3 separate regions of the Mus musculus genome follow, and all the other regions are linked to region 3. The links are chromatin loops, found by intact Hi-C in ENCODE. Cell type or tissue: heart. All regions are shown on one strand.

Evidence for each region. Hi-C counts contacts between places; a loop is a spot of excess contacts. Peaks named below come from ENCODE experiments on the same cell type or tissue, not always from the same donor. Only the 100,000 strongest peaks of a DNase experiment are listed, where the experiment ranks them.
Region 1: a loop joins it to region 3, with 2.3 times the contacts of the local background. A loop is called at or near these places in 12 of 42 quality-filtered maps.
Region 2: it touches region 3 in a loop (4-fold over the local background); 3 of 42 quality-filtered maps call a loop at or near these places.

The regions. Positions count from the first base shown.
Region 1 is chr13:58,407,392-58,415,391 of GRCm38, reverse strand. Rmi1 (RecQ mediated genome instability 1) reads right to left here. Exons shown (of 3, transcript NM_028904.3): 3 at 4,243-7,482. The coding sequence starts at 7,453. The coding sequence ends at 5,603. Among named protein-coding and RNA genes, the nearest start is that of Rmi1, 8.8 kb to the right of the region's middle. In heart, a CTCF peak has its summit at 4,801; no DNase peak of the experiment used is centred here.
Region 2 is chr13:58,013,235-58,021,234 of GRCm38, reverse strand. It overlaps Klhl3 (kelch-like 3), which reads left to right. Exons shown (of 15, transcript NM_001362415.2): 9 at 1,749-1,866; 10 at 2,241-2,438; 11 at 4,688-4,789; 12 at 7,277-7,405. Among named protein-coding and RNA genes, the nearest start is that of Mir874, 6.0 kb to the left of the region's middle. In heart, a CTCF peak has its summit at 3,675 (motif pointing left); no DNase peak of the experiment used is centred here.
Region 3 is chr13:58,538,724-58,546,723 of GRCm38, reverse strand. It overlaps Gm38494 (a long non-coding RNA gene), which reads left to right and starts at 247. Exons shown (of 3, transcript XR_382518.4): 1 at 247-640; 2 at 1,102-1,305; 3 at 1,507-1,753. It also overlaps the pseudogene Gm3131. In heart, a CTCF peak has its summit at 3,357 (motif pointing right); a DNase peak (open chromatin) is centred at 3,383; H3K27ac peaks cover 1,384 bases; H3K27me3 peaks cover 1,745 bases.

The DNA of each region.
Region 1 (8,000 bases), 130 kb after region 3:
GTAGCTTCACGAAAAGGATGGAAGAGGTCCACGTACCATCCTGGTGCAGACCGAGCACATTTTGCGCCTTGCAGATAACTCATTGTTTATAGATGGAAGGTTTGTGGCAGTCCTGAATCAAGCAAAAGATTGGCATCATTCTTCTGAAAACAGTGCTCACCCTGTCTCCGGTATGTTTTGGTAACTCTCCCAACACAGAGATGTTCTTATTATTGTATGTATCAGGTGATCTCTGCCACCAGCGATCTTTGACATTGCTACTGTAGTTACTTTAGGGACATCACAAACCAGGCCCCGAAAGATATCAAATGAGCGCTGTGTATCTCATCTACCCGCTGACCAGCTATTTTCTGCTTCTCTCTCTCTGTGATTTCTCTTCTACTTGTAACACACTATTCAAATATGGTCCATTAATAACCCACCATGGCCTCTAAAGGGTTCAAAGGAAAGAAAGACTTTCTTACTAAAAACCAAAGCTAGGTGCCAGGCATCACACCTGTAATCCCGACTTTCTGCAAGCTGAAGCAGGAAGACTGTTGTAGGCTAGGCTTCAAAGACATCTCTCCAGGAAAACAAACAAAAAACCCTCCACAAAACGAATTACAAATATATGAATGATTACAACTTAGTGAGCCAGCCCAAAGCTGGACCTTCTGAGCCAAATATTTAGCCAAGTGGTAAATCTGAAAAAAAAAAAAAAAAAAAAAAGTTCTTGAACAAAATTAAAGGTGCGACTGCAGTGAATACAGGAATGAAAATAAAACAGCTGGGCCTGGTGGCGCATGCCTTTAATCTCAGCATTTGGGAGGCAGAGGCAGGTGAATTTCTGAGTTCGAGGCCAGCCTGGTCCACAGAGTGAGTTCTAGGACAGCCAAGGCTACACAGAGAAACCCTCTCTTAAAAAAAAAGACAAAAAAAAAAAAAAAAAAAGAAAGAAAGAAAGAAAGAAAGAAAGAAAGAAAGAAGAGAAAACAAACTACCAGGAGGGCATGGCCCAGACTTGTAGCTTTAGGGAAGTTGAGCTACTGGGAGTTCAAGGCCAGTCTGGGCTAGGTAGTGAGACCTCATCTTGAAAAAGAAAGAAGAAACAGGGATGGTATAAAGTCCTAGTAGAGAAAGTCCTAGTGATCTGGATAGACAAACATTGGCAGAGTGTTCCTTTAAGTGGATGTGAATACAGAGGAAGGCCCAACTCTGACAATGAGCCTAAGACACAAGGAAGCTGCGGGCAAGTTTAAAGCACAAGGCTTAAAGGATGTGAATTAGAGACAGTTATGAGCCACCAGATGTGGGTGCTGAAAACCCAACTCAGGTCTTCCACAAGAGCAGTAGGAACTTGTAATAACTGCTGAACCATCTTTCTAGCCACAGTAAGCAAGCTGTATAGTTGTTGGTTTGGTTTTTCCAGACAGGGTCTCTCTCTGTAGCCCTGGCGGTCCTGAAACTCACTCTGGTCTACATGACCAGGCTGACTTTGAACTCACAGAGATCCACCTGCCTCTGCTTCCCAAGTGCTGGGATAAAAGGTGTGCATCACCACCACCTGAAAGCTATAGTTTTTAAAAATATGCTTTTGTTTTGAGATTAATATAATTACATCTTTCTCTCCTCTCTTTCCTCCTTCCAAATCCTCCCGTGATTCCCCCAACACCCTGATCTCTTTTGTTTTGTTTTGGCTTGGTTTGGTTTGGTTTTTCAAGACAGGGTTTCTCTATATAGCCCTGGCGGTCCTGGAACTCACTCTGTAGACCAGGCTGGCCTCTGCCTCCCAAGTACTGGGATTAAAGGCGTGTGCCACCACGCTCAGCTCTGATCTCTTTTGTATTCATGACTTTTTCTTAGATTGTTGAGCAGGTTGTATTTGTGTACTTAGTGTATATATATGAATGACACTAGAACTATAATAAAACACGCAAAAGCCAGATGGAGATTTGAGTAGGCAGCAAAGTGTTCTGAGATTCCAAGTGAGAGGAAGTTAGGTGTTGCTAAGTAGACATTGGAATTGCCAAGTAGGGCTAGAAAACTAGAAAGATTGCTTAGCAATTAAGAGCACTGTCTGCTCTTCCAGAGGTCCTGAGTTCAATTCCCAGCAACCACAGTGAGGCTCACAACCATCTATACTGGAATCTGATCTCCTCTTCTGGCATGCAGGTATACATGCAGATAGAGCACTCATATACCTAAAAAAAAAATTTTTTTTTAATTTGCCAAAAGCCAAACAATTTTATTTCCCCCAGGTGGCGGTGGTACGCGCCTTTAATCCCAGCATTCAGGAGGCAGAGGCAAGAGTATCTCTGACTTTGAGGCCAGCTTGGTTTACATAGTGAGTTCCAGGACAACACAGAGAAACCCTGTCTCAATGCTCACCTCCAAACACCAACAACAAAACTAAAAATAAAAGGTTTAAAATTTTGTGTGTGTAGAGGTCTCTTGGGGTTTTAGTGCTGGAAAGAGATACCATGACCATGGCAGCTCTTAAAAAGGAAACCACTTCATTGGGGCCGACATAGTTCAGAGCTTCAGTCCATTATCATCATGGTGGAAAGCATGGCAGCATCCAGGCAGGCAGACATGGTGCAAGAGGAGCTGAGAGTTCTACATCTTGATTGCAAGACAGTAAAAGGAGACTGTGTGCCACACTGGGCATAGCTTGAGCATAGGAGACCTCAGAGTCCACCCCTACAGTGACATACTTCTTCCAACAAGGCCACACCTCCTAATAGTGCCACTCCCTGTGGGCTAAGCATTCAAACACACGAGTCTATGGGGAACCATACTTATTCAAACCACATTCTACTTCGTGGCCTCCATAGGCTTGTAGCCATAACATAAAATGCATTTTGTTTGACTTCAAAAGTCCCCATAGTCTATCACAGTCTCAACAATGTTTAAAAGTCGAAAGGCCGAGTCTCATTCATGAAATCTCTTAACTCTAGTTCCCTGTGACATCAAAATCAAAAAGCAGATGACATGCTTCCAACATATGATGACACAGGATACACATTACATTTCAAAATCAGAGGAGATAGCACAGTGAGGAGATGCTGCGTTGAATCAAGACCAAAAGCCATCAGGACAAACCCCAGACTCTACATCGCCATGTCTCATGTCAGAACACTCTTTACATCTCCAACTCCTCTCTGCTTTGTTGACTTGGTTGACTGTAACACACTTTTCTCTCATGGGCTGCTTCTACTCCCTGTTAGCAGCTCTCCTCAGCAGGTATCTCATGGTTTTGGCATCTCCAACATCTCAGGGTCTCCAAGACAATGCAAGTTTCACCTTCACAGCCTCACAATGACCTCTCTGAACCTTCATGCAAGGACACCCCTGACACAAACTGGTCTTCACAACTTTCCTTAGTCTTGGAGGGAGATTCTATAACCCTTTTCTTCTCTCCTTGACCCGAAAACCAGAACCACGTGACCAAAACTACCAAGTTCTACTGCTTGCTGGGGCTGAAAGATGGCCCCCTCATTCAATTACATTTCCACTAGCCTTCTGTTTTCCTTCACTATCTAAACTTGGCTGCCCTGGAACTTGATCTGTAGACCAGGCTGAACTTGAACTCAAGATTCTCCTGCCTCTGCCGTGTTGGAATTAAAAACTTGGACCACCACACCTGAACCTAAACTGTTAACTCCTTTTTACAATTCAGAAGTCTAACAGGGTGGGGTCTTCCTCTGAGCCACTACTCCCTTTATTTCCATTTAATTTCCGACTTTTCTTTAATCTGTTCATTTCCTTGAACTCAGTAGTTATCCTCATTCCTCCCCGTGTCCCTTTTCACTACAGATCTTTATAAGCATGGCACTAACAACCACAGGACACAGTCCACACTAGGCAGTTTTAAATCTCTACAAAAGCAATTAATTCAAAACTCCATTTACCTTCAGGCAGATTGGCTTTTTTCTTTCTTTTGCTTCTTTTTTGACGAGGGCAAAAGGCAGCCACATTCTTTACTAAAATAACACAAGAAAGATCTCTAGGCAATATACTAAAATTCTTCTCCTCTGAAGCCTCTGGAGCCAGGGGCCCATAGCTCAAATCACCCTTAGCCCGCTGTCTTCCATGCTTTTATTAGGATTGCCCAATAAGCAGCACTTGAAACATGGCACTGCTTTCCAAAGTCCATGCTCTCCAAACAAAACATGGCCAGGCCCAGCACAGCAACACCCCAGTCCCTGGTACCGACTGTCTCAGGGTTTCCATTGCTGAGGAGAGACACCATGACCACGGCAACTCTTCTAAGGACATTTAATTGGGGATGGCTTACAGGTTCAGAGGTTCATTCCATTCATCAATCTCTACACACACACACACTTTTACAATTTTAAAAGTACATCTCCCAAACATAATCTAGTACAGCAAAAGGAAATAGTCTAGTCTCTTTAAAACAATAACACAAATAACTCATATGCAAAGCCAATTCGCAGGATCCTGGAAACGTATCAGGATACTATCTCAAAAGCCAGAGCCATCCTCACAGCTCAGCAGGTACAAGGTGCGTGCAGAGCCTGAGGATTTTACCCCATGAATCCACACAGCAGGAGAAAGCCAAGTGTCCCAGGCTGCCCTCTGACCTATACACACAGTAAATGGAAGATATCTAAATCACAGTACAATTTTTTTTAATATTCAACTTATTAGAGGTAAAATTACTAATTTTCAATTCCTAACTTTCAGTAATATCTCACTGGGGAACATCAACTCTTTATTAAATTTTATTTCATTGTGTGTACCTTTATGTATGGGAGGGAGCACACACGTTTTGGCATGCAGGTGGAAATCAGAGGCCATCTTGTGGGAGAGTTTTCGCTTTCCAGCATGTGGTACCAGGAATAGCATCAGGTTGTCAGGCTCAGCAGCAAGCACCTTTACCCAACAAACTGCTGTCAGTCCATCACTATTCTTTATCAATTTTAGGTTTATCCAATGACAAGTGGAAAACAAGTTTCTCAGCCAGAGTGGGTCAGCTAAACCCTTCAACAAGGACTGGGGATATGGCTCAGTTGGTAGAGCATTTGCCTAGCACGCACAGGTAAAAATGTACAACCCTAAATCTAGCACTTGGGTGGTGAAGGCAAGAGACCAGAAACTCGAGGTCACTCTCAGCTATACAAGAGAGTTTGAGGACAGCCTGTGTATGAGATCCAGTTTCCAGGGAGGGAAAACAAAAAAATAAACAAAACAAACAAACATCCCAAGGATCTAGAGATGTAACTATGGTAGAAACTTGCTAGCATTACAAGACTCTGGGCCAGTATCACCAAAATATAAACATTCTTTCACATATTTTGATTAAATATCTTTATTTTTAAATGTCATTTATTTAGTACGTGTGTGTGTGTGTGTGTCCTCTGCCACCTGTGTAGAGGACTACCAACGGATTCTGGAAGCAGGGTCTCGCCTTTTGCCTCGAGAGACCAGATGGTTAAACTCCAGTTACCACACTTGGCAGACACTGTGTCTGTCAACCGCGGAGCTGCCCCAGCTTTAAGCTCTGAAGCTTTTTCTTACAGAATTCCAAAACTGAGAATACACAAATTTGATTCCAAATATTTGCCTGTTTTAAAGTGTGCTCCAATAGCATTCTGGCAAATTATTTATTCAACCGTTTCTTTAGGTTCTCCACGTGTTCCATACCAACATCTTGCAATTCCAGCACCACCCCTTTACATGAAGAAGGATCGTATGAAATAGTCATCAGGCAACACAAATCGATCAGATCTCGCTGACATTTCTGTAACCCTTCTAGGAATGTTTTATATTTAAGAGGGTCCTTTCTTAATTGTTTCATTTCTGGTACTGAATACCCTATCATACTGGTAAGTATTTCGTCTATAAAATCTACATCTAGATATGCAGTACCATCAGAAACTTTTGCAGTTACACCCCAAAAGCCACCAGAACTTGAGAGATTTCCAGTTAAAGTGACAATAAACGCTTTGACTGTCACAGTAGTAACTTCCTTTGGCTTTCTGGCCATTAGAACAGACAAATAGATAAAGGGTGGAGAATGTAAGTCCATGCCAATAGATAGATAAGTATTATTCTCAAATGATCTTGAAGAACAAGCCTGGAAAGGGTGGCCATTTTCTTTAGAAATTTGTGAACTCTTTTCTGATAGGTCCAGCTTTCTGTTTAATATTTTATTACGTAAGCAATGTACATTTGAACTGCTGAGGGTCTGTTGTGCTGCATCATCTACTTCTGAAATCTTACTGTCATTTGTAAAATCATGAGCTGAGAATCTCTTATGATGGTTTCTAGTAGATGCACAATCAAAAAATTTGTCTTCATGAATCATTTGTTCAGATGTTTTTTCATCAAAATTGCTGTTTCCTTGTTTATGAATCAAAGCTGTGTGGTTCAGACTACTAGGTTTATGTGAAAAAATCTCCATACATTTACCAGTGTTTTCCTTCAAAGTTAGTGGCTGCGATGCTTTTGTTTCCATCTGTTCTTTCTGGACAGTCTCTTCCAAAAGCAAGGCCTCTTCCAGTGAAAAGTCATCAAATTCTCCATCAGTGAAATGCGTGGGCTGGTTTGGTGGTTTCTCCTTTGGCCTTGAAGAAATGTTACATCCTGGCTCAAAACCAGACGGATTTGTCGGAGTAGTATTTGAGGAAGTGCCTGTGCTGAAACAGCTTCTTTCCATAGCCACGTCATTATTTGCTGCAGACTCTTCACTTTCATCAAGACTTGCCAAGAGTTCTTCATCCGAGGGCCCCAAAACAGCATCTAAGCCCCCTGAAACTTTGGGCACGTTGTGAATGGAATTATTTGGAATGACTGGAACTGTAGGATCAAGTTCCCCAATTAATCTTGCAAGTACTTTTTCTTGGGCATTTTCTTCTGAAAGACCATCTACCTCACCCCCTAGCACCTTCACATTTTCTGGTTTCAGTAAGAGAACACCAAGACGGAACAAAATGCATCCACGAACTAAAATTTTTGTACCTGGAGGAAGACCACTATGGAGAGCTGGGATAGACTGATACTCCATTCCCTGAATGTGTGTGACACCATCAGTGAGCTGTAGCATCAGCATCCGAGAAGGCCTCACTTCCCATGGTTTTGGAGTACTCTGCGTTTCAGCTGAGACGAGATCATTGGTTGTATTCTTTCCTCTCAGCTTCTGTATCTGTGAATAAGCAGGCTGACTCACATCAACCAAAGAATTGATCTGTAGAGCATAAAACCCATTCAGTTCTCCCTTTGGCAGTTCTAAAATGTCATCAGGTAAGAGAGGATGTTCCAAGTCTCTCAGGTCAGTAAGAAGCCATTGCTCCAACACTTGTTTATTTATTTGTGCCTGACTCAAAGTAGCATTATTATTTTCTTCTTGGATCCAGTTAACACAAGCTTCCAGCCACATTGGAGGTACCTTAACATGCCATGTTGCCAAAAGCCAGGTTTCAACTCTTAATACAGCACTAGCTACACTCATTTCTTTTAAGTAAGAGGATCCACATCTACCTGTAAACAAAAAGAAAAGAGACTCAATATATTTAGTTACACTCACTTCTTTTAAATAAGAGCATATGTGTCCCCTTGAAAACAACAGAAAAAAGTGGGCACATTCTCTGAAAACAAAACGGAGGGCGATACTTAAAGCTACACTCATTTCTTTTAAATAAGTGTACGTGTCCATCTGAAAACAAAACAAAAGGTGACTCAATACACTAAAGCCAGCGCCTGTGCTTCTCAGTACAAACAGGCTGAGTCACTATCCCTTTACACTTCTCTCTTTCCAGCATTAGAAAAATCCTTGCTCTCTACCTGGAAGCTACTCAAACCTTAGCTCAGACAGTATAATGAGAAAGACAAATGTTTAAGTTAGGGTGCAAGCTTCATGGCCTAATGTCAATTCTTTAACTTCTCTAACTCAGTATTTTCATCAGCACCACCATCTGCCTTACAGGGCTGCAGAAAAATTGATATGCATGATAAAGTGTAATGCCAGACCTCTGAAAGACACTGGGCTATTACTATAT
Region 2 (8,000 bases), 530 kb after region 3:
CGAGCTGCTGAATCGAAGGAAACTTGAGGTGGGGCCCAGTGGTTTGTGTTTTTGCAACCCTGAAGTTTAAGGACTGCGGGGTGGATAAGGCAGGCTTTGGATGATGCTCAACCCCGTGGCTTACGCTGGCTAACCAGGACCTTCACACTTCACACTGCCTCTTAAGAAGGGTGTTGGAATGCCAGGAAGGGATACCAACAGGGGCAGTGAGAGTTTGCCCAAGTTTATCTAAATATGCAGACTGTTGTTTTCTTTGGAACCTTGGTTCTTTTTTTTTTTTTTTTTATCAATAGCATATAGGATAGTTCTGAGGGCACAGATGCCACAAGTAAGTAAGACTGTTCATTAACACAGCCAGAAAAATGGCTTTGCTCTGATTTGGCCACGCCCAGTGGCAAGAAATACACACGAACTGACTGCTCTCCAAAATATACATATAAGTGTGTTTAACCAGGACAGCTATTTCACAAAATAACACTCAGACCGTGTATTCCCTGTGCTGTTCAATTTGATGTGTCCTGGTCACAACCCATCTAGTCGGTGACATGACTCCCTGATGAAGCCTACCCTGCAGGGGCGCTATTGTTGCAGTTCCTGTCTAGAACAGGAAGAGAGCCGGGCAGCCTCACAGTCTATGTCAGGGGGCTTGGGTTCCCTGTCTGCGCTGCCTCGCTTTGCTGAGTAACCTCTGGCCGTTTACTTGTGGTTTCTGGTCCTTATACTCCTCGTCTGTCAGTCACAGTGACAAGTGAATGACAACCCACCTCGCATGCCTGGCTGTGTCAGCCACAGTCTTACTTGTAGGAGAGAAACACACACACACACACACACACACACACACACACACACACACACACATACACACACACACACACACGCACACACACACTTTATGTACCATTTTTTTCCCAGAACACTGTCAGTTAAGTAACTCAAATAGCCACCAAAACCACCAGAGTGTTTAGAAATTATTTTTTCTTTACCATAGATGATGATAGGTGCCCTCTGCAGTCCTGATACTTAGAAATACTTATGTGCCATCATATTATTCTAAAAATGTATCCAAAAATCTGTGCTTTCCACCTCACATAGGTTTGTTTGCCTCAGTATAAAAATTGTGCCCCCCCCCCCCCATCTTGTGGGTACTGAGCTGACAGAAGATGCTTTTAGTATCACGGGATCCCAAGTGAGGGTATTCGGAAGACGTGTGCCTATACTTGTTCTGTACTTGACATGTTGACATGCAGGCTTTCCTTGAATATGCACACCTCCCCCCCCCCCCCCCCCCGCCACCAGTGACTAGGGCTTTGTCTTAGTTAGGGTTTTACTGCCGTGAACAGACACCATGACCAAAGCAACTCTTATAAAGGACAACATTTAATTGGAGCTGGTTTACAGGTTCAGAGGTTCAGTCCATTATCATCAAGGCAGGAACATGGCAGCATCCAGGCAGGCATGGTTCAGGAGGAGCTGAGTGTTCTACATCTTCATCTGAAGGCTGCTAGCAGAATACTGGCTTCCAGGCAGCTAGGGTGAGGGTCTTAAAGCCCATGCTCACAGTGACACACCTACTCCAACAAGGCCACACCTCCTAATAGTGCCATTCCCTGGGGCGAGCCTATATAAACCGTCACAGGCTTCCTTTTCCTGTCTTTAGCACCACAAGCTAGCAGGCAGCCCATGGAAGGGCCACGGGTTGGCTATCCGTTCCCGTGCGTGTTAGTTACCATGCACTTGTCTTTCCTGAGGTCATGATTGTGGTTGGTGGCCAGGCACCCAAGGCGATCCGCAGCGTGGAGTGCTATGACTTCGAGGAGGGCCGCTGGGACCAGATAGCCGAGCTTCCCTCCAGAAGATGCAGAGCAGGTAAGCGGCCCTGGCCAGCCCTGACTCACCTGGGTTCCCAGCAGCTCTTCCTCAGCTGATGTCTGCCTCATGATGGCCGTGACAGCCATGAAGCCTTGCTCCTTATCACTGCAGACCCCCTTCCTACCTGCACTGTGGGGCTACTTGCTTTGAAGTCAGTTCTTATGTGCTTATGAGTTTAAGCTGATTCTGGACTTTGCACAAGTCAGGTGATATTAGACAAATACGGGAGAGCTGAGTCCCGTAATCACTCTCAGGTGTCTCGAGCTGGTGGTAGCCTCCCCAGGAGGCTGTCATAAGCCTACCTTGTCACCCATCAGGTTGGGCAGTCATCCCCATCCCCGACTCTCATGCCCTGTGTTCCTGCATCACAGGTGTGGTGTTCATGGCAGGCCACGTGTATGCCGTGGGTGGCTTTAACGGCTCTCTGCGGGTCCGGACAGTGGATGTGTACGATGGAGTGAAGGACCAGTGGACGTCCATTGCCAGCATGCAGGAGCGCCGGAGCACCCTGGGTGCGGCCGTGCTCAATGACCTTCTCTACGCAGTCGGAGGCTTCGACGGCAGTACCGGTAGGTCCAGGACCACGTTGCCATTCCTTATTCTCTGGGCAACCTTGCTTTGCTCGGTCAGCTCTTGGGCTCGTCTCTGTGCCTTGTAGCGATGCCCCGGGAATGAACCTGTCAGATCTAGTGAGCTCTCCTTCCCCGACACAAGATGCTCACACAGAAAAGGTATCCCGTGGCTCACCACTGTGCAGGTTTCAGTCCATAGCCCGTGTGGACCTGTGGTGAGATCTTTCATCATGGTGCAGTGTGGCCACGTGAAACTGCTCTCTTCATTAGCCAGGAAGCAGGAGGAAGGGGAGAGACTGAGATCTTAAAGGTCACCTCCAGTGCTAAGGATCCTCTCCCAAAGGTCCCGCCAGTTCCCAGCGCCACTACTCGAGAACAAGCCTCCAGTGTAAATGTGGATCTCCAGGGCACTCAGGAACCAGACTCCTAAGTGCTTTCCTCCTCAGTTACGCAGTTCTGTCGGTGGAAACAAGACTTCTGTAGCCATAGCTACTCTGTGACACAATACATCCTGAGGAGGCCCCCGCACGCAGAAGGGTCCCTTCCTTATCTCCCCACACTTAGCCTGTTTCCTCAGAGCATCATGTAGAGGAAGGGGTTTGCCCTGATGGGATCTGCCTCAGGATTCTAGTCTGAACATTTTACAGAGCAGCTGAGGGACCTTAAGATTGGGGCCTAAGGTGCTTGGCTCAGAGCAGGCACTGCACCCCGATTGGCCATCAATTTTTCTATTGTCCCATAGAGCCCTGCAGGCTATATCACTGCTCAGGGGCCCCTCACCCCCGCATTTTATCTCACTTCAAAATTTTCAACCTGGGACCTGGAGAGAGAGAGAGAGAGAGAGAGAGAGAGAGAGAGAACGAATGCACGCATCGGTTGCTCTTCCGCAGGTCCCAGGTTCCTTCCTTCCTTCCTTCCTTCCTTCCTTCCTTCCTTCCTTCCTTCCTTCCTTCCTTCTTTCCCTCCCTCCCTTCCTCTCTCTCTCTCTCTCTCTCTCTCTCTCTCTCTCTCTTTCCTTCTGCTTTCCGAGACAGGGTTTCTCTGTATAGCCCTGGTTGTCCTGGAACTTGCTCTGTAGACCAGGCTGGCCTGGGACTCAGAAATCCGCCTGCCTCTGCCTCCCAAGTGCTGGGATTACAGGCATGTGCCACCCAGATTCATTTCTAAGCATCCGTGTGGCAGCTTACAAGCATCTGTAACTCCAGTTGCAGGGTATCCGATGACCTCTTCTGGCCTCCACAGACACTGCACTCATGGAGTGCACAGACATACATGCAGGCCAAACACTCACACACATAAGAAACAATTGTAAACATTTCAATTTGAAGTGTTAGTGGGTGTGAGTTTGGAGAGAGGACATCTGTGCTTACGTCACCAGACAGGATACTGAGCCAGGCAGTTTATCGAAGACAGTGACTCCATCTACAGCAGTAGTCTCTGTCTCTGAGGGAGATAAATGCAGTGTTGTTTGTTTTGTTTTTCTTTATTGAACGTCTCTCTGACAGCTCCTCAGTGAGCATAAGCTAAGAAGGGCATAGATGGTTATTGCAGTGGAACTTCTTCGGCAGAGGGGAAAGCCTGGCTGACTGCTGTATTACTCCAGAGACGAAGCATGGAATTCAGGGGTCACTGTTCCCAATTGGTCTGACTGCACACAGATACTGGGGCAGAGTACCTTAAGATCCTCAGGGCTTCTCCCATGATCACAATATAGTTTGCTTTGACTCCAGCCAGGGTGCTTGTGTCTCTAGTAGCAAGAAGCGGAAAGAGGTCACCCCTGCATCAGAAATGCCAAGGGAACCCCAGAAATCTTCGTCAGAATTCTGCCTAGGGCTCAGGGTCACCTACCTGCATGGGATCTTGGGAGGTACATTTTTAGCCATCTAGCTTGTAAAATAGAGGAAGACACGGGAAGGGGGTTGGGACTGGTGCCCAGTAGGGGCATCATGGGGCGTTTATTTGGGATCAAATGTCCCATTCTGTAAGTTTAATGGCTCGTATCTATAGTACAGTTAGGGCATACCCCTAGCTTTCTTACCAGCTCCCTTGTATGTCACAGAACCATTGGTAGTCAGTGGTCACCTTGTGCAGATTGAGGAGTTACCATGGCCACACACTAGGCAGAGGTGTACCAAGCTAGATATGGAGTCTGTAGACCTGCCCTCATCTCTTCCTGGTCTCAGCATTCCTCACACGTCATAGCGAGGCCCATGGCTGTAGAAATCCCACCATTCTCTTCTCCCCAGGCCTGGCATCCGTAGAAGCCTACAGCTACAAGACCAATGAGTGGTTCTTCGTGGCCCCTATGAACACACGGCGGAGCAGCGTGGGAGTGGGTGTTGTGGAGGGTAAGGAGGTAGCAGAGGGTGGTGGCTGCTCCTACCCTAGCCCGTGGGTCTTGTCCTGAGTCCAGTATTGTGCTTGATGCCCCCTCTACTGTGGGCTCCACTCTTAAGGTCACTGACCAGAGTTAAGTTCATTGTCTCTAGTAAACAGACTAGGAGGGCTGAGACTGGGTGGGGAAACTCCTGAGCCAAGGCTACGAAGGGGGTCAGCAGGTTGGGGGAGAAAGAGGACACTTGGGGGAAAGTGACAGCCTGTCCCTTGTATCTCTGCTAACAGTGGGGGATGGGAAGGATGTTGGAAGCTCAGAATCAACATACAAACTGGGGTACACTGTAGCAGGGAGGGGTACAAATTATGCTTGCATAATTATTATGTGTTGCATGCTAGCAGGGATGTGAGAAATGCGGGCTTCTTTTTCTCAGGTCTGACATGTCCCCAGATAGGCTAAGTATGGGGTTGTGGCTAAGGCAGGAGGGCGTTCCCTGAAGTTCGTAAAACATCTTTTTTCTTTTACTCATTCTTTCAAGCCATCTGGAAGAACACAGGCAGGACTCCGATTTTTCTCAGTGGGAAACCGAGTCCTTGTCTTATGATAGTAAATAGCAGAGAAGTCCTCAAGGTCTTATGACTCCTAATCTGGAGCCAGAGTCAGGTCTCAATTGCTGATAGGTAGAAGTTTCTGAGTTCAGTCCTGACACAGAGGCCAGGATTCTGTCCCCCTATCAGGATAAGTTGTATCCTCTTGGAGAGATACAAGTTCATTTGTCAGCCACATCCAAGAGCGTTGTCTAGCTGGCTTCTTGTTTCCCTTTTCGTTTCCCTTCTCGTTCCTCAGCCAGGAGCAGCCAACAGACCAGCAGCTAAAAACAGCATGCACATTCAGGAAGAGCCTGCTTGCTTCAGCTGATACAAGATTCGAATGGCTGATAGGGTTAGCGGAGGTGTCTCAATGGTAGAGATTGGAAATCTTGCCCGTGACACGGGCAGTGTCAGTGTGTCTGCTTACAGAAGGGCAGGCAAATGGCTTGCCCTGCAGGTGTAGAGGGAAGCTGGGAGTTTGTTTCTCTTGCCCACCCTGCACCTGACGCTCTATGGGCTGTGTGCTGCCTCATGACGGCAGAAAGTGTTTCTAAGAATGTGCAGGGTGCACTGGAGTGGACTGTGCTTCATAGTGGTTAAGGACTCAGCTTTCCACACAGCCCATTCTCCAGGCACATCCTCACACTACCGAGGCTATGCAGTCTGAATGACCCTTAAGAATTACAGGGTAATTAGCTACTTGCAGCTTAGAAGAATCCCTCATAAGGACAAGGTGAGGTGTGGGTTGGAGTGTAGACAGAAATGCCCAACAGAGCAGAGAATCACAGAGATGGGACCACCTGAGCTGGCACACACGGAGAGGTGGCCCCGGGGGATTTTGTTTGTCAGCTTGGACCTTGTGAGTGAGGAGCTGTGCATGAGTCCTTTTTCAGAAAGGTCAGCTGAAAAGACTTGGAGAAAAACACAGCTCAATGATATAGGATTTCTGGATTGGTAGCCTTGATGGTATAGCGCTGTTTTGGGCCCGAGAATGTGAATTTTCACATCCTGGTTGCACCCTCCACGTTAGGGACTCATTTAATGGCTCACCCAAAATTCTTGATTAAGTAATTCAAACCCTGTACTTATTTAGCCTGCAGCTAGTGTCAATATGGTCTGTGGCTGGTGTCATGATATCCTGTAGATCTGATATCCATAGGTGAAGTAGGGCTTCTTTCCCTGTCCCCGCAGATAGGAACTCTCCTATTGTATCTAAGACTAAATGTTAAACCCCATATATTTGAATCCCTGTCCTCACAGGTCAGATAATGATTCCCCTCTCTTTACTGCACCTAGCGCCTAGCTCCCAGCCCCAGATGGAAATGGCTCTCCCACGGGAGGTCAGCCTTATTTTTATTGAGGGATACTTGATAATACTTCAGGGTTCTTGTATACAGCTCAGAGAACAAAGTTGGCCGGCAGAAAAATCCCAGCTGCCTCAGCCCTGGGTGCACACAGAGCGCTTCCCTTATGGCGTGGGTGGGGCTGGAAGAATATTCTTCTGTATCCTCTTCACTTGTCAGTATGAGCCTATGTCCAGAAAGCCTGATGTGTGGTCATGGTGGAGAGCCTTGTAGCTCCCGTTGCTGGTGTGCTTTAACCTAGCTCCTCAAGCAAGCCTATATCGAACCCCATTGATGCCAAGTGGGTGCTCTGTGCTGGGTACCTGGGCCTCTTTTAGGAAGCTTCAACATTGCTTCTAAGCATCTCAGGGCTTCAGAGCAGGCGGGTATGTGGCGGGGTGGAGGTGGGGTGGGGGAGATGTGCCCTGTGTGTGGAGAGCAAGCTGGGTCCTTCTGGATGATTGAGACAGAGGTACCTCTGTGGGTTAAAAATGGAGCACCAGCCAAGCTCCTCCGGTTCTGTGTCAGTGCCACCAACACCAATCTCAGTCACTTGGTCTATTCCAGGGAAGCTGTATGCCGTCGGGGGTTACGATGGTGCTTCCAGGCAGTGCCTGAGCACCGTGGAGCAGTACAACCCAGCCACCAACGAGTGGATATACGTGGCAGACATGAGCACCCGACGCAGTGGCGCTGGTACGTATGTGAGAGCCTTGGGGCACAGGAGAGCATGGGGGTGGGGTGGAGTGTGTGTGGGTTACAGGCTGAGACTAAAGACCAACCACTGAACCGTGCCTGTTTCCCCTCATCCTGTCTCTTCTCCTCCAGTTGTAAGTAACCTGGCTACTACATGTCCACACACACACACACACACACACACACACACACACACACACACTCGCGCACACACGCACACATGTACACAGACCAGACTTTCCCAGGGACTCCTTGCTCAACATGGAAGGCGTGTCATCTTCACTGCCCCGTTTTGTGTTTGTTTGAGACAATTTCTCCATGGCCCAGGCTAGCCGCCACCCACCCACTCCTCCTCTCACCTTAGTCCACCACTGCTGATTCCTCTGACCAGAGTTTGAAAGTCAGTCTGGCCTGAGGTGGATCACTTTGCCCAAGGTCGTAGAATAGAAGGCTTGCAGAGTTAGAATTCTCTTTCCAAGGTAATTGTGTCTAGCCGTCTAATAATGAGCCTTATTCCCCTGAGGGAGGACAGGTTCTACTGCCCTGGCGTTAGCTAAGAAGCCTAGCTGGCCTGCCTGAAGCCCACGTCTTGGGA
Region 3 (8,000 bases):
AGAAGGCCACTTGCCTTGTGTTACGGGTTTATGCAAACATTCCTGCTCAGTGTGTAGTGTAGATGCCACCCAGACACAACAGCCAGGTGCTACCTCACAGAAACCGAGCCCCAGTGGGTCTGTGAGGACCAGGCTCTGAGGGGACTTCCTAAAGCCCTTGAGCTGTGCTCCTACAACTGCGCTGGAGGAGAAGCTCGGCTGTTTTCATAACAACTTTGTAAGCCAGTTCAGAACACGTCCTCATCAGCAAAGCGCTGGGTGGCCACATCCCCAGTAGGGAGTCTAGAGAAGATGACGTTGGCTCTAACTTCATCGTAGAGAATGTTCTGCGATGCTCAGCAACTGCCTGGTAATCCTCCACTGTGTGGACTCTGATTTCAGCATTATCTTTCTCTGCTTTCAGCTCCAGCTCAACATTTAAGAGGGCAATCTTGGCGTTCTTAGACTCCTTGGGCCGCGTCTCAAACTTAGCAGAAGAGAAAGTGTTCCTGACCAGGACGCCAGCCACCAGCTAAGACTCCCCTAGGGCTCCACCCCTAGGGCTGCACCTTCTTGATGCAAACCATGTTAAGCTTTAGCAGCTCAGCTAAGCGTCATCACAGCATCCACCCTGTTGGCGAGGGAGGCCTTGTGCTGGGAGGTGAGCACGGAGCTCAGAGCTGTCACCGCTGGCTTTTCTAGCATCTTCCTCTGGTCTGAGTGGCCCCACTCCTCACCCTCAGCGGGAAAGATCCTAGTTCACACAGACCTCACCACTGTGATGGCAGCCACAGGGTGGGTGGTGTGCAGTCAGGTCCTTGAGAGGGCTAGCAATTTCATCATCACGTAGTAGATATAGAACATTATGTCCTACCCCTGCCCTGCAGCTTACCGCATACGCAGGGTGATCCGCTGGTCCTGCAGGGCAGCAACTTCCAACCCTGCTGGATCCTTCAATGATACATCCTGGGCTCTTTGCTAATTAACGATAACTTTCATTATCTTTCAGTAGTGAAAAAGACCTTTTTCATGATTTTGAACACAGCATCTGTCTTTTTTAATGATTTGTTTATAACTCGTCTATTTGGTTTATTTCCACAAAATGAACACAAAACGGAGCAGCAGCCAACGGCCTCTGCACACGTCACCCTGTCAGTGGATCAGCAGAGCTCACGCTGAGGCCCAGTGCAAGTGTGAAGACTGGAGACAGAAACTGAATCTCCAGGTCGTGCTTTCTGTAGTGAGCTCGTCGTCGTGTGAGGAGGTGACCAGCTGATACTCTAGGGCAATGGCCTCACCACCTCATCTGACACAGAGAACAACAAGGTAGTTAATCATCCAAGATCCTCAGCTTGTTCCCCTGGTTACCCCCAGCTGTACCCCTGGTCAGGTGACTCCTGAGATTCATGACATCCACAGCCTCATGCTTGCCTCTTCTCTGCCTTTTTGGATATCTGGGCTCAGGGATGACATTGTCTCAGCCCCTGGGCTCTGTAATATCTGACTCCCCACACTCTCCTGTCTAAGGAACACACAAGCAGACTCCTGTCTATAGATGTCTAGAGGACCCTCCTGCACCCTTCACACACCCTGCTGTCAACTTCACACATGTGAGTACACCTTTTGGGGACGTTGTGGAAATGGAGCTACTGAAACGTAGGACACAGTCACTTGCTGTTTCAAAAGGACAATGCTCTCCATGAAGATTCAGTCGAGTGCCAAGATTTTACTAACACAAAGGAAAAAGTGCTGCGGTGTGGCTTTAATTTAAACTTCTCTAGTTAAGTGAGGTTATACATCCCTGTCTTTGTGTGTGTGTATGAGCCATCTGTAGTTCATCTTCCAGAACATTCAGCTCTAATCTTCATCCGCACCTCCATTAGATAGACAGGCCACTTCTAGCACATAATTAAGTTCCACTTGTTAGAGTTTGTGGGCTTTTCAGTTTTATTTTACTGACCTAATTAGCATCTGATGCTTATCTATCAGTCAGTCTATCTCACTATCTCCCATCTGTCTGTCTGTCTGTCTGTCATTTCTCTACCTTACAGAATTAGCCTTAAAGATTAAGTGAATTCAGAACACTAGGTTCACAGATGTGTCTGTCCAGTAAACTTCAGGGATCAGCAGCAATGACTCTTCATCTTCTATAATCACAGACAAGGTAGGGTTAAATCCTGATATTCCACAGAGTAAAGAACTTGCAGTTCACCCCTGACTTAGTAGTTCCCAAGCTGCCTCTGTGAATACAGTTCACTCCCTTCCCCCAGGCTCAAACTTCCCATTTCCTGCTGGCTGAACTTCCTCACACCTGCCTCCAACATGGCTAACCCCTCCCACCTTGCTTCTTTAAGGACTTCAAGGGCTCCCGCACCTGAGAACCAACAGAAGGAAAGGGGTTGGGGGATTGGAAGGAAAAGCCTTGTTTCCAGGGCATTTGGGAACCAAAGCCAACTGTAGCATCCTCCCGTTGCTAGGATACAGATAGACTCTGTATAGAGTCCCTGCCTGGAAACAGAGAGAGGGAGACTAGCTTGCACCAGTTGCTATGGTGAGAAGGGAAGTTCTCTCCATGCCCATTGGTTCCGGGCATGTCATGAGGCCAGAGCTACTTAGAGGCTAAAAGCACCTCATCGAATCACCCCGCTTTAACTTCATGCTTAGTTGTGTGCATCCAGTCCCAGGGCCTTACAAAGATTGGTGAGGAGAGAAAGAGGGCGCTGATCAACTCCGCAGCCTGGAAAATCAAGTCTTTAGAGAAAACTCCATCTTTTCAAATACCTGCTTCTATACGGTCCTCAAGCTAACTGCACTTTGAAATATTAGACCTAGGGCAGTTAGCTAGCACTGCTAGCCCAGTGTTTGTCGAAATGTTATCCCCCAGCCATCTGCTAAGTCAGCAGCTTTGTGGGCCGAGGAAGGACAGACGGGGGGGGGGGGCAATCTGTAATTTTTGAAATAGTGATTTTATTTATAGTTAGGTGAGGGAGGGCAAATACTCTCATTATGAAATTGCTCTTATATCATTATATTGAGTCTGATGGTGCGCCCTGTGAGCTTGGTGGAAGTGTTCCTTCTTCATTTCATGTACTAAGGGTAGAAAGGTCACTAGGAGTCCGCTGGCCAGGGTTCGCACCCCAGTTCCACTAAGTAGCCTCATTGCAAGTTACTTAATGCTTCCAAGCCTAATGATCTGGCACAGGCAGACGCCGAGAACCATGGTAAAACATGATTCATGGCTGACAGACCTTTGGTGACGTTCACAAAGGTCAGGTTTAAGCTGTAGAAAGGAAAAAGCAGGCACATCCAGCTCCAGGGCCACCGGAAACAAGGAGCCTGCACAGATGGTGCTCAGCGGCAAGGCCCACAGCTGGCCACAAGAGGGCAGACTGACCCCAGGGAGGGCCATGCCATATAACTTCACAGGGAGCACCGCCTTTATCCTGGTCTTAGGCCTGACTGACATCTGACCCCCAAAATAACAAATTAATAACACCCCAACCAATATCGGGCCCCAAATCAAGTTGATGCCCCAAATCCTGTAAACACCATTCTTTTGTCTAATTGCCTGGCTCAGATGCGAGACAGTGGAACCCAACTACCAACCTTCACATTCGACTATGGTCTCATTCCAACACCAGTGACTAACCGCATGAATCCAGTTTTCCAGTGTAGGAAGGGATCCTGAAACTCTGAAAGCTTCAAGCCACTCTCTGAGATCCCCAGAACTCTCTTATTATGTATGTTTCCTCATAAAGAGGGGAAATATCTCCAAATGCGTTCTGGTTCCTACCAGTCTCCTCGCCCCAGAGCTGCCTTCCCCATTTCTTTCTCCGCAACGGCAAATACTTAAACATGAGGGAATTTAAACAACTTCTTAGCTTTCTACAGTCTTATAGAGCCGTGAGTTACTCTATAGTTAGATAGTAGCCTTATCTGTCGTTGTCGTCCCCGCCCCAGCCCCACCCCCGCAGCCCCCACCCCAAAGAAGAAACTGTTACAGCGGAGCAGATAAATGTGCCTAAAATGACTCAGCAAATTAGTTCAGAATGGATGCTCAGTTTTTTTTGTTTTTTTTTTTTTGTCTCTTGGGAACTTCAGTGGTCTATTTAACATGTCACAATTCTTTACCCTAAAGGCCAGAAAACCAGGGTTGGGGAAGGAAAAATGTCAGTGGCAGCTTGTGCTACGTGACAGTTTGTTGCCTCTGTGAGAGGCTGTGTGACAGACACCCTGTCCAAGGAGCGCTGTGGCTTCAGCAGAAGAAACACTCAAACCATAGAAAAAAGCCCCCAAGTGATCCAGCTTTAAGCCCTGCAGAAAAGGGCCTCAGATCACAGCCCTCACCTGGGTAATGAGAGACTCTGGACACCCTGAGGGCTCCTCTCCAACACGTGACTATAAAGTAAGACAGCTCTTACCCGACGGAGCAAGCCCATGGCCTCTAAATGAGCAGCCCCGGGGAAGCCACTGTGCAAAGAGAGAGGTTTCTCTGGGGATCTTCGCAGTTTGCATTCCTACCGCATACAGTTTTTATTTTCTTTTCTTAAAGATGTATTTTATTATATATAAATTCACTGTAACTGTCTTCAGACACACCAGAAGAAGGTATCAGATCTCATTACAGATGGTTGTGAGCCACCAAGTGGTTGCTGGGATTTGAACTCAAGACCTCTGGAAGAGTAGTCAGTGCTCTTAACCACTGAGCCATCTCTCCAGCCCCAGATCAGTTTTTAAAAAGCAATAAAGGGAGCTGTGTCCCAGTTGGCAGTAGCCAGCCCCTCCATGTCTGATCGACTGTGACAAGAGGACACTCTGGGGTCTGTGTGAGTTCTCTATGTGATGCACAGCAGTGGAATTATCTAGTGTTACGTTTTTCTGAATATGTCTGTCACTGGGACATATTATTGTACTGGGCATAAAAGTGAGTCACTGAGTCGATGCCATGTGGTTTAAACATCAGACCACACCATCTGGTAGAAAAGACTCACTCTTTACAGAGTCAGCCAGAAGAAATGTTTTTTTTAATCAATGTTTTCATTATTGACAGACACCAAACCTCACCACCTCTTGCTCTTAACCCTTTACATATACAGACGGGTTTCTCCTTGGTTTCCCAGATCTTGTCTAAATTTATCCGAAGAAAAAGCCACTTTTCTCAGATCAAATCCAATGACTTTACCAGACGTACAAAAACCCTGTGAGGTGCAAACTAATACATTTAACATCTTGATGTAGTGGCAACACAAAGGTCGCCATAATATCACCATGATAAATTGTCAATATAAACAGTATTGAATACCAGAGGATGTGATGCCAACCAACCATACAAGAGACAAGTAGAAGTGCCTCCCTGCAGAGTCATGTGTGTGCATGTGTGTGCACTCATGTGTGTATGTCTGCGTGTGTTTGTATGCATGTGTGTTCACTCATATGTGTGTGTGTGTATGTGGGCACATGCACTCCTGCATGTGTGTGTGCATGTGTGTACATGTATATATGTGCCGGGCAGTGGTGGCATATGCCTTTAATCCCAGCACTCGGGAGGCAGAGGCAGGTGGATTTCTGAGTTTGAGGCCAGCCTGATCTACAGAGTGAGTTTCAGGACACCAGGGCTACACAGAGAAACCCTGTCTTGAAAAACCACAAAACAAAAACAAAAACATGTATCCATGTACAGCAGTCACTGGCTAGAACACAGGACTCTCTGGCAGTTATGCCAAGGTGTAAATTTCATTTGCTGTTTGGGTGTGTCCAGGGAAAAATGTGTAGTCTGTTTATCCTTTACTCCATAATCTTAGCCCAAGGGATTTACCAGATAGCAGCAGCACTATCAAGATCCCGAGTTCAGCTCTTCCCCAGAGCGTTCAGCATGTCCTGAACAGAGAATCCTTGGCCTCCCTCCCTCCTTTTCAGCCTCAGGAGGAAGTCCGGTGCCCATTCAGTTCCATTACAACACTCACCAAACTCCTCTCGTCTGGACTCAGATTGAAAGAAGTGAGGCTGTGCGGCTGATGGGTCAGGGTCTCCATGGGGCTCCTCCTGAGGTGTGCACTCAGACGTGTTCACAGTCCTCTGTGTGCGTGAGCACAGGTCTGAGCTAGCGTCACGGCTTCCCTTCATCACTGCTGCCCACTGATGGCCTCTGTATGGTTCAGTGGTTAAGAGCACTGGCTGCTCTTCCAGAAGTCCTGAGTTCAAATCCCAGCAACCATATGGTGACTCACAACTATCCGTAATGGGATCCAATGCCTTTTTTTTCTGGTGTGTCTGAAGACAGCTACAGTGTACTCATATACATAAAATAAATAAATACATCTTTAGAAAAAGAAAAGAAAAATGACCTTTGGTAAGACAGAAAAATTAAGATGTCTTGTTCCCTATGACATCCCTGCATGGAAGGTTCCACACTCTTACTCGGTACATATTTATCTACATGACTAGGTTACACACAGCCATACAGCCGTGTCTGGGATGACGTCTCTTCTCATGTCTGCTCATTTTCTGCTGAGACCTTGCACATCTTCCTCATTGTCCTCAGTTTCGAGTTTAGCTAACTCAGCGTTCAGTCCAGGACAATGTGCTCTTTAAAGCTGTTGCCTTCCATCTACAGCATTCCTATTTATCACCTTATTTTTATACATGGTCATTAAAATATAATTACATCACTTCCATTTCCTCCCTTTGGCCCCTTTCAAGTCTCCTCTCTTCAGCTCATTCCATGACACCCCGCCCCAATTCTCAAAGCAATAGCCTCTTCTTCCCTCTGATTATTATTGATACACACATGGGTGCACACATAATTATGTTATGCATGTGCATACACTACATATATGTGTGTATATATGCATCTAAATGCATTTGTGAGTATACACAAATATATAAATACAACCTGCGATCCTTTATCATACAACAGTAGCCCTTAAAGGAGACTATGCCAGTAGTCCAGCTGAAGGCCCGCCCTTGGCTTTTATTTGCCTCCTTGCCTCCCTAGGCTCTGCCATCAAGCTTATTCTCTCATTATCATATTATCTGCACACTGGAAAGTATACCTGAAGGATTAAATTATAATATGTATTCACTAGAGTACATCAGGAAAAATTGTATTATGCTTCATATCACGACTACATCAGGAGACGCTGAACAGTTAGTCGTTCCCATTAGTCAGGCTAAAATTGCCTGCTGAACTAGGAGGGGTGGCAGGCTGCTCTATAGGGATAGAAAATAACTTCAAATTGACAAATTATTCTCCAGACTCTGAATGTTTAGGCCAGTATCCTGATTCAAAATCTACAGCATAAGTAAGTAACACAAAGCAGACCGGTAAGTATGAGCCCAACAGCCAAAGGCAGGGCAATGCGCAGGGACGTGCCTCGTCTCATGGTCAGTCAGAACAGCACAGCATCCAGGGGCCTCTGCATTCCGTATCTGTGAGATAAAACCTGAAGTCGGAGCTAGGAAAGTCAGCCCTGGGTATCATGTAGTCTTTTGTAGTCTCTATCCTGCAAAGCTCCTCACGGGAGATGATCCAGGATTCTGCCTTCTCTTTTAATACTCACAAGCCACAGTGATAATGCCGGGCTTACACATGCAAATCCTTCAGAAACTGGAATGTACTTGATCCTCCCTGGAGGAGCCTGATCTAAGTACCTGTGTGAGCTGCAGTTGCAAGGTGGAAATTGCCAGCCCAACCAAACCGCAACCAAGCGCTTTGGTCTCATCTTCCCGTCCATCTATTCAATCTTTCCTCACTCTGGTGGCATAGGACTCTGTGACAAGGACTCCCTGCAGGTGACACTGAGACATCAAATGAGACCCTTTTGAGTATTCACACCATCGGGCCACCAGAGTATGATCCAGTGATCTTGTCAGCCATGACAGTTCACATTAGATTGTTCGCTTCTTCAGAATGAAAAAGGCACAGAGAAAACATAATGCTGTCTGCCCTCTGAAAGCTTTCCCCTGTCCCTACCAGGTAAAGAGGAGAATCAAGAAGCCTCCCAGGCCCCACATGGGAAACA